3 separate regions of the Homo sapiens genome follow, and all the other regions are linked to region 1. A link is a contact called in ENCODE Hi-C or POLR2A ChIA-PET data. All regions are on one chromosome and are shown on one strand. The core of a region is the stretch at or near the end of the contact, and the rest is flanking DNA. Distances in the headings are between cores, read along the strand shown.

What was found. A loop is a pair of places that touch in the nucleus more often than their neighbours do. ChIA-PET counts read pairs that join two places held with the same protein, here RNA polymerase II (POLR2A). Pooled maps may share reads with other maps.
Region 2: a loop to region 1 is called in a pooled map, with 2.6 times the contacts of the local background. The contact joins two enhancer-like sites. A Hi-C loop is called at or near these places in 8 of 168 maps with a recorded cell type or tissue (GM12878, K562, Ramos and 4 more), 1 of 37 single-sample maps with no recorded cell type and 6 of 50 pooled maps. POLR2A ChIA-PET finds 5 or more read pairs at or near these places in 1 of 52 experiments (K562).
Region 3: a loop to region 1 is called in a map with no recorded cell type, with 7 times the contacts of the local background. The contact joins two enhancer-like sites. A Hi-C loop is called at or near these places in 2 of 168 maps with a recorded cell type or tissue (lower leg skin and upper lobe of right lung), 5 of 37 single-sample maps with no recorded cell type and 8 of 50 pooled maps. POLR2A ChIA-PET finds 5 or more read pairs at or near these places in 3 of 52 experiments (OCI-LY7, T-cell and activated T-cell).

What each region holds. Positions count from the first base shown.
Region 1 is chr19:15,554,819-15,558,986 of GRCh38, forward strand. No RefSeq gene overlaps it. Among named protein-coding and RNA genes, the nearest start is that of CYP4F22, 48 kb to the left of the region's middle. RefSeq lists a silencer at 995-1,054 and an enhancer at 1,515-1,654. Within about 2 kb of position 1,678, at least 11 of the 41 ENCODE cell types and tissues checked have a DNase peak (open chromatin) inside an H3K27ac peak, as active enhancers do.
Region 2 is chr19:15,193,095-15,197,262 of GRCh38, forward strand. All of the region lies in intron 2 of NOTCH3 (notch receptor 3), which reads right to left. Among named protein-coding and RNA genes, the nearest start is that of NOTCH3, 5.8 kb to the right of the region's middle. RefSeq lists enhancers at 1,471-1,971, 1,972-2,472. Within about 2 kb of position 2,362, at least 20 of the 41 ENCODE cell types and tissues checked have a DNase peak (open chromatin) inside an H3K27ac peak, as active enhancers do.
Region 3 is chr19:15,284,358-15,288,525 of GRCh38, forward strand. The region is part of intron 1 of BRD4 (bromodomain containing 4); the gene reads right to left. Among named protein-coding and RNA genes, the nearest start is that of BRD4, 46 kb to the right of the region's middle. RefSeq lists an enhancer at 1,784-1,833. Within about 2 kb of position 2,059, at least 5 of the 41 ENCODE cell types and tissues checked have a DNase peak (open chromatin) inside an H3K27ac peak, as active enhancers do.

The DNA of each region.
Region 1 (4,168 bases), core at 428-2,927:
GGGGGTGATTTTTCCTACCAGATGACATTCGTTGTTATTTGGAAACATTTTTGGTTGTCACAACCGGTGGTTACTATTTGCGTCTAGAGGGTAGGGACCCAGCACTCTGCTAAACATTCTACAAGACAAAGGATACCTAGCTCAATAAAACAAGTAATTATCCAGTCCCAAAGGCAACAGTTCTGCTAATTAAAAACCATGAACTGGAGAACCAAAACAAACAAAAAAAAAAAAACAAAAAAAAAAAAACAGAAAAGAAAGCAAAACTTTAAGACTGGGTGAGATCTCATGTGTGCGTGTGTGTGTGCGCGCACGCGCGCGCGCGCGTGTGTGTGTGTGTGTGTGTGTGTGTGTGTGTATGGAGTAAGGGCTTAAGGGAGCCCTGGGGGTGGTCTCCAAAGTTAACCTAACAATTATGAGGCCAGGCGTGGTAGCTCACACCTGTAATCCCAGCACTTTGGGACGCCGGGGTGGGCGGATCAGTTGAGGCGAGGAGTTCCAGACCAGCCTGGCCAACATGGTGAAACTCCATCTCTACTTAAAATACAAAAAATTAGGGCAGGGCGCGGTGGCTGACTCCTGTAATCCCAGCACTTTGGGAGGCCGAGGCGGGCGGATCACGAGGTCAGGAGATTGAGATCATCCTGGCTAACACGGTGAAACACTGTCTCTACTAAAAATAAAAAAAAAATCAGACGGGAGTGGTGGCACGCGCCTGTAGTCCCAGCTACTCGGTAGGGCGAGACAGGAGAATCGCTTGAACCCGGGAGACGGAGGTTGCAGTGAGCCAAGATAGTGCCGCTGCACTCCAGCCTGGGTGACAGAGCGAGACTCGGTCTGAAAAACAAAAACAAAACTTTTTTTTTTGATTGAGTGCTTCCTGTGTGCTCTTTCCATATATTCCCATTTAATCCTCATACTGACTTGTAAGATCACTTTTTATTATTCCGTTTAACAGAGGTAGAAACTGAGCCCCCGAATGAAGTGACTTACCCAAGATCATTCGGTGCGGCCTCAGCGCTGGCGCTGAGTCCTCTTCTGCCCCACCCCTCAGGCTCCCAGTCCTGGTCTAGATCCCTAGCCACGTAGCGTAGAAGGGGGCGTCGACGGGGGTTGGGCTAGAGTTGGAGCGGGGAGGAGATGAGCTAAAGCGGGGCTGGCTGTGCGAGAGGCAGTAGCAGCGGCGTGTGTCCTGGGGCGCCCCCCGGTGGCCTGTGCTGGGGTCGTCGGCCGGGATCCCCTGTTCGACGTACTCCGGGGCTGAATGGGAAACAGACAGTCCCAGACCCTACGTGAGCCACCCGGATCTTGCAGGTGCTGCCTCTCCTACACCCCCCTCCCAACCGAGGGTCTCCAAGAGCGCATCCTTTGCCAAACATCTCCTGGGCCCTTTTCGGCGCAACCTCGCCATCCACTAGCAAACGAAGTTAGCCTTGAGATCCGACATATGTGGGCTCAATCTAGGCTCTTCCTTCCTAGGGGCGGCCTTGGGCACGTGACTGTCCCTCTCTGCACCTCGGCTTTTTCTTGTCATGCGAATAGTCCGGTATCATCATGCTTGTAATGCACACTGAGTTTCCGCCAAGGGCCACGAGGGTGAATAAATGAGAATGAGAAGGGGAGGAGTAAGGTCCCTGGGTCCCCGGAGCCCTGTTACACGTACTGCAAGTGTAATTCTCAAAACACCGAAGTCTGGTCCTGTCGCTGGCGGCTGTGGGACCTCCTTCCTCCTGAGTGTGAAGAACGCTCCCTCTGCTGGACAATTTGGAGATCCATTCTCTATTCGTTCAATTTTGTGTCCGTGCACGTTTGAGCGTGCATGTGTGACCGCGTATGTGTTTGGGTGCATTTGGGTAACAGTGTGTGCATGTGTTGTAGTGTGCACACGAGTGTGTGTAAACGTGTATGTGTCGGTGTGACTGTGTGTGCGCATATGGATGGGTGTGTTGGAAGGAGAGGAGAGGAGAACTCCACTCACTGAGTCACTGTAACTATCCACACACACCAGGCTGTGTTCCTGCTCATGGCTGGAGCCACTGTCAGAGCCCTTGCCTCTGTCCCCAGGTCTGACCTGTGCGGTGCAGGCAGGACATTCTGGAGAAATCATGCCCTTGGAGGAAGCTGTCAGTAATGACTGGTGGGTATTGGTGGATAAATACCCCAGCTCCCTCTCTCTGGGGGTGAAGACTCCCTTGTTCTGGGAGGTGCATGTTCTATTCTGTCTCCCTGAGGTACTAGGCAGGGCTGAGCCCTAGCTACCCACAGTGGAAACTTCCTCAATAAAGGTCCCTTTAACTGCTGCTGCCTTCCCTTCCCCATCCCTCTTCTCCATTGCCCTAATTGTGTTTCCAGGGATCACCTCCCAAAGAAACAACAGGCAGTTGAACTCTTGTCTTATGGTCACCCTCCTGATAGAGGATTTGCACTCAACTCCTTGTATTAAGGTCTAGTTCCAGGGAACCCAAATTAAGACACACATGTGTGCTGGTTCCTCCAATCCCCAGAAGCCTGTCAGTGTGCGCTTTTATTTATTTTTTTTACCAACGATGAATGTGAGGCTCAGAGAGGGCAAATCACTTGCCCAAGGTCACACGGCAGTGAGGGAGTGGCAGAGCCTGGCTTTGACTATGGGCTGTCTGACCACAAGCTGGGTGCTCACTCCTCTCCTGACAGCCTCCTCCCTCCTCAAGGACATGGAAGGAGCAGGGAATAAGTTATAAGTGTAAAATTTGAAAGGGAAATTCTTCCGCTTTCTGCTTCTGCTTCTACCTCTGGCCCAGCAGTTTGGTGTGCTCTTTTTTCAGTTTTTAAAAATTAAAAAACGTTCATATATATATGAACGTTTTCCAATGTATATAAAAGCATTTATGCACACGTTACCGGGTTTTTTTTGTTTATTAAAAAAATTTTTTTTTTGGAGACAGGGTCTCACTCTGTCACCCAGGCTGGAGTGCAGTGGCATGATCTCGGCTCACTGCAACCTCTGCCTCCTGGGTTCAAGTGATTCTACTGCCTCAGCTTCCTGAGTAGCTGGGATTACAGGCACACCACCATGCCTGGCTAATTTTTTTTTTGTTATTTTTAGTAGATATGAGGTTTCACCATGCTGGCCAGGCTGGTCTTGAACTCCTGACCTCAAATGATCCACCCACCTTGGCCTCCCAGTGCTGGGATTACAGGGGTGAGCCACTGCACCCGGCCTTTTTTTTTTTTTCTTTTTTTGATACAGGGTATTGCTCTGTTGCCTAGGCTGGAGTGCAGTGGCTCAATCTCAACTCATTGCAACCTCTGTCTCCTGGGGTCAAGCAATCCTCCCACCACCACATCCAGATGCTTTTTTTTGTATTTTCTGTAGAGATGGGGTTTTACCATGTTGCCCAGGCTGAACTGGAACTCCTGGATTCAAGTGATCCGCCTATGTTGGCCCCCCGAACTGTTGTGATTACAGGCCTGAGTCACTGCACCCAGTCCATTATCAGTTTTTTGATGACTCCAAACTTGTTGGGAAATATATCTGTTTCAATTATCTATTATTGTATATTGAACTACCAGGAAACTTAGTAGGTTAAAACAATATACAGGCCAAGCTCGGTGGCTCATGCCTGTAATCCCAGCACTTTGGGAGGCCGAGGCTGGCGGATCACCTGAGGTCGGGAGTTCGAGACCAGCCTGACCAACACGGAGAAACCCTGTCTCTACTAAAAATACAAAGTTAGCCGGGCGCGGTGGTGTGAGCCTGTAATCCCAGCTACTTGGGAGGCTGAGGCAGGAGAATCGCTTGAACTAGGGAGGCAGAGGTTGCTGTGAGCCAAGATCATGCCATTGCACTCCAGTCTGGGAAACAAGAGCGAAACTCCATCTCAAAAAAATAAAAAAGATATACAAGTTTTTTTTTTTTTTTTGGTATGTGTGTATGAACTCCTATCTGTATCAGAATATATACAACTTTTAGTTTGCTCACAAGTTTACAATTTGGGCAGGGCTCAGCCAGGATGGCTTTCTCAGTCCTACACAGCATCAGTGTGGGCAGCTCATTTGAGGCTGGAAGAGATACTTTGAGGTGGCTCACTCTCATGGCTGGCAATTTGGTGCTTCCTATTTGCTGGTACCGACTTCCTGCCTCGGCCTCTCAAAGTGCTGGGATTACGGGCATGAGCCACAATGCCCT
Region 2 (4,168 bases), core at 1,112-3,611, 360 kb before region 1:
AACATGCTGGCAGGGGGCGGTGAAAGCCATCAGAACCATGAAGGATGTAGTCAGTTGGGTCACAGCCCCTGAAAAGATGACATCCATGTCCCAGAACCTGTGACTAGGACCTTACTTTTTTTTTAAATGGCTCTTTGCAGATGTAATTTTTTTTTTTTAAGAGACGGAGTCTTGCTCTGTCACCCAGGCTGCAGTGCAGTGGCGCGATCTTGGCTCACTGCAACCTCCACCTCCCGGGGTTCAAGCAATTCTTTGTCTCAGCCTCCTGCGTAGCTGGGAGTACAGGCACACGCCACCAGGCCTGGCTATGCAGATGTAATTAAATGAGAGATGTCAAGATGAGATTATTCTGAATTATCCACCTGGGCCCTAAATTCAGTGACAAGTGTTCATACAAGAGAACGGCTCACAACTGTAATCCCAACACTTTGGGAGGTCAAGACAGGATAATCACTTCAAGCCAGAAGTTCAAGATCAGCTTGAGCAACATAGGGAGACTTTTTTTCCACAAAAAAAAATTAAAAATTATAACCGGGCATGGTGGCAGGAGCCTGTAATCCCAGCTACTCTGGAGGCTGAGGCAGGAGAATCGCTTGAACCCAGGAGGCGGAGGTTGCAGTGAGCCGAAATTGCACCACTGCACTCCAGCCTGGTTGACAGAGGGAGACTCCATCTCAAAAAAAAACAAAAAACAAAAAAAACAAACAGGCCAGGCGCAGTGGCTCATGCCTGTAATCCCAGCACTCTGGGAGACTGAGGTGGGCGGATCACGAGGTCAGGAGTTCAAGACCAGCCTGGCCAATATGGTGAAACCTCGTCGCTACTAAAAATACAAAAATTAGCTGGGCGTGGTGGTGCACTCGTGTAGTCCCCGCTACTCAGGAGGCTGAGACAGAAGAATTGCTTGAACCTGGGAGGCGGAGGTTGCAGTAAGCCGAGATCGTGCCACTGCACTCCAGCCTGGGTGACAGAGAGAGACTCCACCTAAAAAATAAAAATAAAAGATTAGCTGGCCGTGGTGGCTCACACCTGTAGTCCCAGCTTCTTGGGAGGCTGAGGTGGGAGGATCGCTTCAGCCTGGGAGTTGAAGGCTGCAGTGAACTAAGATTGCACCACTGCACTCCAGCCTGGGTGACAGAGCAAGACTCTGTCTCAAAAAAAGAGAGAGGCAGCCAAAAGGAGATTTGGGTGGGAGAAGGAAGAGAAGAAGACAGAGACAGGGACTGGAGTGAGACAGCCACTAGCTGAGAAACGTCTGGAGCCACCAGAAGCTGCAAGAGTCAGTTCTCCCCTGGGTCCCCATGGAGAGGCTCAGCCCTGCCGATATCTTGATTTCAGACTTCCAACCTCCAGAACTTCAAGAGAATAAATTACTATTGTTCAAGCTACCCAGTTTATGGTAATTTGTTAGAGCAGCCGTAGGAAGCTAAACCACAGGGTTAAGGGGGATAGAATGATGGGGTCAAGGAGGTGGAATTCTATTTTCACAGACATATGAAGGTAAGGAGGGGGCCATGGGGCTTTCTGGGGAACGGCATTCCAGGCAGAGGGAACAGCAAATGAAAAGTCTCAGACCCATGTCCAAGCGCGGTGGCTCACGCCTGTAATCCCAACACTTTGGGAGACCGAGGCAGGTAGATCACCTGACATCAAGAGTTCGAGACCAGCCTGACCAACATGAAGAAACTCCGTCTCTACTAAAAACACAAAAAATCAGCCAAGTGTGGTGGCACATGCCTGTAATCCCAGCTACTCCGGAGGCTGAGGCAGGAAAATCGCTTGAACCCAGGAGATAGAGGCTGCAGTGAGCCAAGATCGAGCCACTGCACTCCAGCCTGGGCAACAAGAGCGATACTCGATCTCAAAAAAAAAAAAAAAAAGGAAAAGGAAAAAAAGAAGTCTCAGACCCCAGGACACAACCACGCAGGCACACACAGACAGGCCCAGAAACCACAGCTACACACACAGAGGGACACACCAATTGGACGCCATGGCCTGGCCAGCACTCAAGACACCAACCCACAGCATCCCACGCGGAAATGAGCAACTCTCACTCACAGGGACAGACAGCAGGGCTCCCACAAACCCTCAAGTCCCTTCTCTGGGACTTATATAGCCTCTTATGCAGGGATGGGAGGGTGGAGGGTTGGGGTACTGACACCACTGTTGGTACCCTCATCTTGGGGGGGTGGTCCTTCAACCTGCAGCCCCCTCCCCAAGCCCACCAAGGAGTGTGAGGAATTGGAACTGGGAGGGGTTGGTCTTAAGACTGGAAATCTCCAAGGGGCACTAGCGGGGTCAGAGGGAGGGGCTTAGAGAAGCCAGAGAGTCCAAGCTCCGCCCCCCGACGCTGCCAACCCTCACCCCCCTCTATCCCCCCACCCTCCGCCCCTGGCGCGGTTGTCCTCCCTCCGGCTTGTCCCAGACGCCTGAGACTGAACTCAACAAGCGGCTGACTCAGTCCTTAGCGTCACCCGCAAGATCCCCCCCACCCCGGCCCCCAGCGAAACAGGTCGGGGCACGGCCGAGCAAGCAAGGGTGCGGGTGGCGTTGGGAGGGGAGGGCACAGCTCCCGTCCCCTCCTCCAAGGCCCGCAGGGCGACCACTGCGGCCCCGACCGCGCGTCGGGAGGGGGCGCGCTGCGCTGGGCGCCGAGGATAGCTGGTCCCACCGCCAGGCAGGGCGCGACCCGCGCGGGCCCCCTCCCGACGCCCCGGGCGGGTTCCCACGCTCTGCGTCCCGCGCCCCCGCCGACCGGTCGGGCCGGTTCCAGCCCCAGCCCGCGCCCCGCCCCACGGCCTAAGCTTTGGGGGAGACGGAGGGGGGAGCGCAGACCTAGTTAGGGGGGGCACGGCGGGTGAGGCGAGGACTAGGAGATGGGGACGAGGTCTATGGAAACGTCTGCTGCCGGTGGGGGGGTCTTGGGGGATCCATGGGTGGGGTGACAGCTTGGGGGCATCCTTGAAAGGACTTGAGTATTTGAGACCGTGAAAGAGACTCGTGGGGGGTGGAGGGCGTGTAGGGAGTGGTTCCCACAGCCCAACTCGGAGGACTGAGCCCGCTCCACTCCGGGCGATCCGGGCTCCGGGCGCCGCGCGCGCCGGTGATTCACCTGTCGAAGGGCGGGGCAGCCGCGGGCTCATTCACCTGTCGGCAGTATTCCAGGCGCGGAGCTCCACTGCGCAGGCGCCCGGCCCCACCGCTCGCCCTCCCAGGTGTGTGGCTCCAGGTAAGGTCACACTTTTCCCCATCCCGCCCCACCTTCGCAGACCCCCCAGCCCCAGGAAACCCTCTCAGTCAGGCTCAGCCCTCCACAAAGGTGAGCCCGAGTGGGAGATCCAGCCAAAATAAATGTAGGTGTAACTTCAAAGCGGCTCTTCTTGGTCTAAAATCACCCCAGACCCACCCAGCTTGGGCCTGACCCAGTACTTGGCACACATGATGCTGAATAAATGAATACATTAATGAGTCAATCAATGGCTACTGCGTGAACTGCTGTTATTAATGATAGCATGAAAGGAGCCAAGCATTTCCTCATAACCTTGAGAGACTTCTCCTTAGAGCACCTGTTTCCTGCCTCCCTACCATTATTATTTATAATAATGCCTATGTTGAGCACATACTATATTCTGAGCACTTAATGTATGTTGAGTGCATACAGGAGTTATTATTGCCCCATTTTCCAGATGCAAAAACTGAGGCTCAAAAAGCTTGAATGCTCAAGGTGTCCCAGACCCCAGAATTTAAGCTGAGCTCTTTCTGTCTCTGCTCAGCTCCTTCCCAGCCTCTGCTCTGCTCCCTGCAACCTCTTGCCTTTCCTTGTGATATCTAACAACTAAATTGTTAAGTCCCTTCACAGTCGCCAGTGAAGCATTCCCTATTTCACAGGTGCAATGATGATCAGAGAGGGAAAGTGACTAGCCCAAAGTCACACTGCAAGTAAGTGGCAGTGTGGGACTGTATTATAGGCCTCCTATGTCCCCCTCCACTAAATGTTGAGAGATGGGAGGGGTGTGGAGGGTGTGAGCCACTGCGATTGGTCCCTGATAGTTTGTTGATTGAATAATACCTACCTCATGGGGGGCTTTACATGTGACCTCAGGTGGCCAAGAACTGTGAAGCTGGGATTACTGGGCCCATTTTGCAGACCATGACACTGAGATGTAAA
Region 3 (4,168 bases), core at 809-3,308, 270 kb before region 1:
CCCAAGTCCCTGGCTGACAAAGCAGGAACTGAAGACTGACCCAAGACCCAAAGATGACCAGTCAGTGAGAGCTGACAGTGTCTCAAGTGCTGGATTTATATCTGATACACACCCCCAAGGGTACACAAAAGGCCATTCTTACAACTTTACAGAAGCCTTTGATGGTCAATGCCGTCCTAGGTAAACAGGCCAAGGGGTCCCCACCTTCCAGGCAACATTAACTTCACTTTCAAGCTTCTCTTCCCTCAGGTAAAAGCAAGCCACCCAGATAACCCATTCCATGCACTGCTGGGAGGCCCTCCACACACATTCAGTGTCTACTTCTGTCCAGACAACTGAACTGAATCTGCTGGAGAGGGATGCTTGGAAGTAAATAGCTGTCACCCTCTCATCTCAGTAACTTTCAGAATATAAAGGAGCAGAATAAAATGAAACCCACACCACTTCAGACGACTACAGCTAAGGAAGCAAAAAACTTGGCAGGCATAATCACTTTGTGAGAACCATGTTCTTGTTTGCCCCTAATTCCACCTAACTTCCACAAAGTAAATAACCCACAGAAGTCAAGCAGCCCAACTCTTACACTGACAGGCGAGTACATGGAGGTGCTGGAGAGAAAAGACACAGAGCATGCCTCATCTCCTCACTGTGCACACCCTTCCTCCTCTCTCCAGCCCCTGCAGGCAGCAGCCACTCACAGAGCAGCCCTGGGTGCTGTGCCACAAGGGAGCCTTGGATGCAGCCAAGTTGGCATCTTGCAGACTCAAGAGTCCATCACACAACCTAAGTTCACTCCCCTGCAGATGTGGCCAGCTTGTCCTCTGAGTCCACTGAGGAGTAACAGCCACTTAACTGGTAAGGAATTTTCAGACCAATAGAAACCAAAACCCAGGGCAGCGACTATCACACTCGTATGGAACCTGTGGCAGTCCCTAGGAACGCCTCACCACCTTTCTACTAAAAATCTGATTAAGTTCAGGAGTTCAGGCCCAGCCTGGGCAACATGGCAAAACCGTGTCTCTACCAAAAATACAAAAGATTAGCCAGGCTTGGTGGTGCACGCCTGTGGTCCCAGCTACTCTGCCCAGCTCCAGCTACTTGGGAGGCCAAGGAGGGAGGATCGCTTGAGCCTGGGAGACAGAGGTTGCTGTGAGCCGAAATCACACCACTGCACTCCAACTTGGGTGACAGAGTGAGACCCCATCTCAAAAAAAGAAAAAAAAATCTAAGGATGTAGAAATAAGGTGCATCACACATAAATAAAGCCTTAGACTAGGGTCTAGCATACAGAATGAAAAAATTTTAAAAAGTGCACATCCCTGAGTAGAAAAGAGATGGCAAGATAACATAAAACTTTGGCTAATTTTTATTACTACTTTTTACATTTGTTTTTCCCAACTCCCTGAAATACCATCAACATAGTTATCAATCAGGAACTAAAGGGAAAAAATACTTTAAGGAGGACTTAAATGGCCAGGGGTGGGTGGGGGCACGAAGCACAGCAGGAGAGACACCTGGCTTAGTTAGGATGGTGCCCACTCTGAGTTTAGTAACTGCTTTAGGAGGCGTGTGTGAGGAGAGCCAGAGAGCAACATGCTGGCAGCATGAGACCCACTGGCCTTCCCTAGCTCCCTAAGTTATTCCCAGGTTCTCCCAGATGCCATGCTAGGCTTGCCTCGTCCAGGGAGGGAGCCACCTCAAGGAGGTGCCCCATTACCCTCTCCTAAGTCCCAATACCCTCCCACCAATTCTTCCCACGCCTCTGTCCTATGGACCTAAGGCCAAAAGCCAGACAAAGGGGGACAAAGGTCTTTCCTCAGGTATCCAGTAACACAAATCAGTCCAGTCCCCTCCACCCCGAGCAGATGAGAAAAGGAGCATAGCCCCTCCCCTGCACCGGCCTAACATGGAGGAGCCAACACAGTGCTGCAGCAAGACCATAATCAGGCACCGTGGTACTCACAGGCTGGAGGCCTTATTAGCACAGAAGACGAGAAAGAGACTTCAGCAGCAGAGACAGGGAAGTAATAGGGACATCAGGTGGAGGGCATGGGAGAGGAAGGTGGCTGCTGCACGGAGGAAGTGAAACTCCATACTTGCACATCTGCGCATGTCCAACAGAAATACAATGTGGCTACTCATGCCATTTTAAAATTTCTAGGAGCCACATTAACAGAGAAAGCAGGTATGCTTACCCAAAATACCATTTCGACATATAAACGTGTAACATTTTTTTCCTTACTAAATCTGTGAAATCTAAGTGTGCATGCCCCACAGTCACAGCACAATTCAGGTGCTAAATTTTCACCCAAAATATGTGATCTGTATTTAGATTCCATAAAACTTGCAGCTGAAAAAGTAGATTCACATACCCGAGGTGTCCCCAACATATCTGGATGTTTTTCACTAACTAAACTGAGCATCAGCTTTGAAAATTAATTAGAATTTGATTAAAGTAAAAATTCATTTCCTCGGTAGCACTAGCCACATTTTTTGATGCTCAAGAGCCACGTGGGGTTAGTGCTGACCTCACTGTGAAAATCTAAGAGGTTTCACTGGCTAGGAGGCCAAGGGCAGGCATTTTAGGAACTCTGCTCTGGGGCCACAGGGATGGGGAATACTACACATTCAGGCTGGTTAGACCCCAGTCAGTTTCCACACCTACCACTTTTATCACCCACAGATCCACCTGTGCTTTAAATCAACCTGCTCAACTAAAATATATCTATTTAAAAGAAAACATTAACATAGCATTAGTATTAACACATCACCTGTGTGAATGGGGGAAACATATGGGAAATCTCAACACAGGATACAATCATTGTTGAGTTTCCTGTATGCAAAAAAATGTTTATGCGGTTTTAGAGGACAGTGCCTTTATTCTTTTTTTTTTTAAGACACAGTAAAAACTTTAATAATCTTATTTTTATTATGGTAAAATATATGTAACATAAAACTTACCACTTTAACCATTTTTTACTGTATAGTTTGGTGACATTAAGTGCATTCACGCTACTATGCAATCACTATCTAGCTCCAGAACTTTTTAATTTATGTATTTATTTTCTTTAAAGATGGGGTCTTGCTATGTTGCTCAGGCTGGTCTCAAACTCCTGGGCTCAAGCAATATTCCTGCCTCAGTCTCCCAAAGTGCTGGGACTACAGATGAGCCACCACAACTGGGCGTTTCAGAACGCTTTCACCTTGTAAAACAAACTCTGTAACCCATATATCCACTAAACACTAACTCCCAATCCCTGCCTCTGGCAACCACCATTCTACTTTCTGTCTCTGTGGAAGTGACTCCTATAGGTACCCAGCGTGAGTGAAACCACAAAGTATTTGTCTTTTTGTGGTTGTCGTATTTCACTTGGCATAACGTCTTCTAGGTTCATCCACATTGTAGCACCTCTGAATTTCTTTTTTTTTTTTGAGACAGTCTCCCTTTGTCGCCCAAGCTGGAGTGCAGTGGTACGATCTAGGCTCATTGCAACCTCCACCTCCTGGGTTCGGCGATTCTTGTGCCTCAGCCTCCCGAGTAGCTGGGACTACAGACACGTGCCACCACGTCTGGCTAATTTCTGTATTTTTAGTAGGGACTGGGTTTCACCAACTTGGTCAGGCTGATCTCAAACTCCTGACTTAGATGATCTGCCCACCTCGGCCTCCCAAAGTGCTGGGATTACAGGTGTGAGCCACTGTACCTGGCCTGAATTTCATTCCTTCTTAAGGCTGATTAATACTTCATATTTTGCCTATCTATCCATCCATCAATGGACACAGGTTGCTTCTATAATACCTTTTGGCTACTGTGTATAGGGCTGCTATGAACATGGGCGTACAAATACATGTTTCAGTCCCTGCTTTCAAAGAGAATGCCCTTAAGAAATGTTTGCTGAAGTACACAGAGGTAATATCACATCTGCAACTTATTAAAAGGATTTATGGGTGGCTGGGAAGGATCGCTTGAAGCCAGGAGTTTCAGGCTGCAGTGAGCTATGATCTGCCCTCCAGACTGGTGACAGAGCAAGACCACATCTCAAAAAATAATAAATAAAAATAAATAGAAGAAGAGGAGTGAAACACAGGATCCAGTTATAAACTTGGACAATCACCCATCAAAAATCAGCTCCTTCCCAGAAGATGTTTATAAGGCACAGGCAGAATT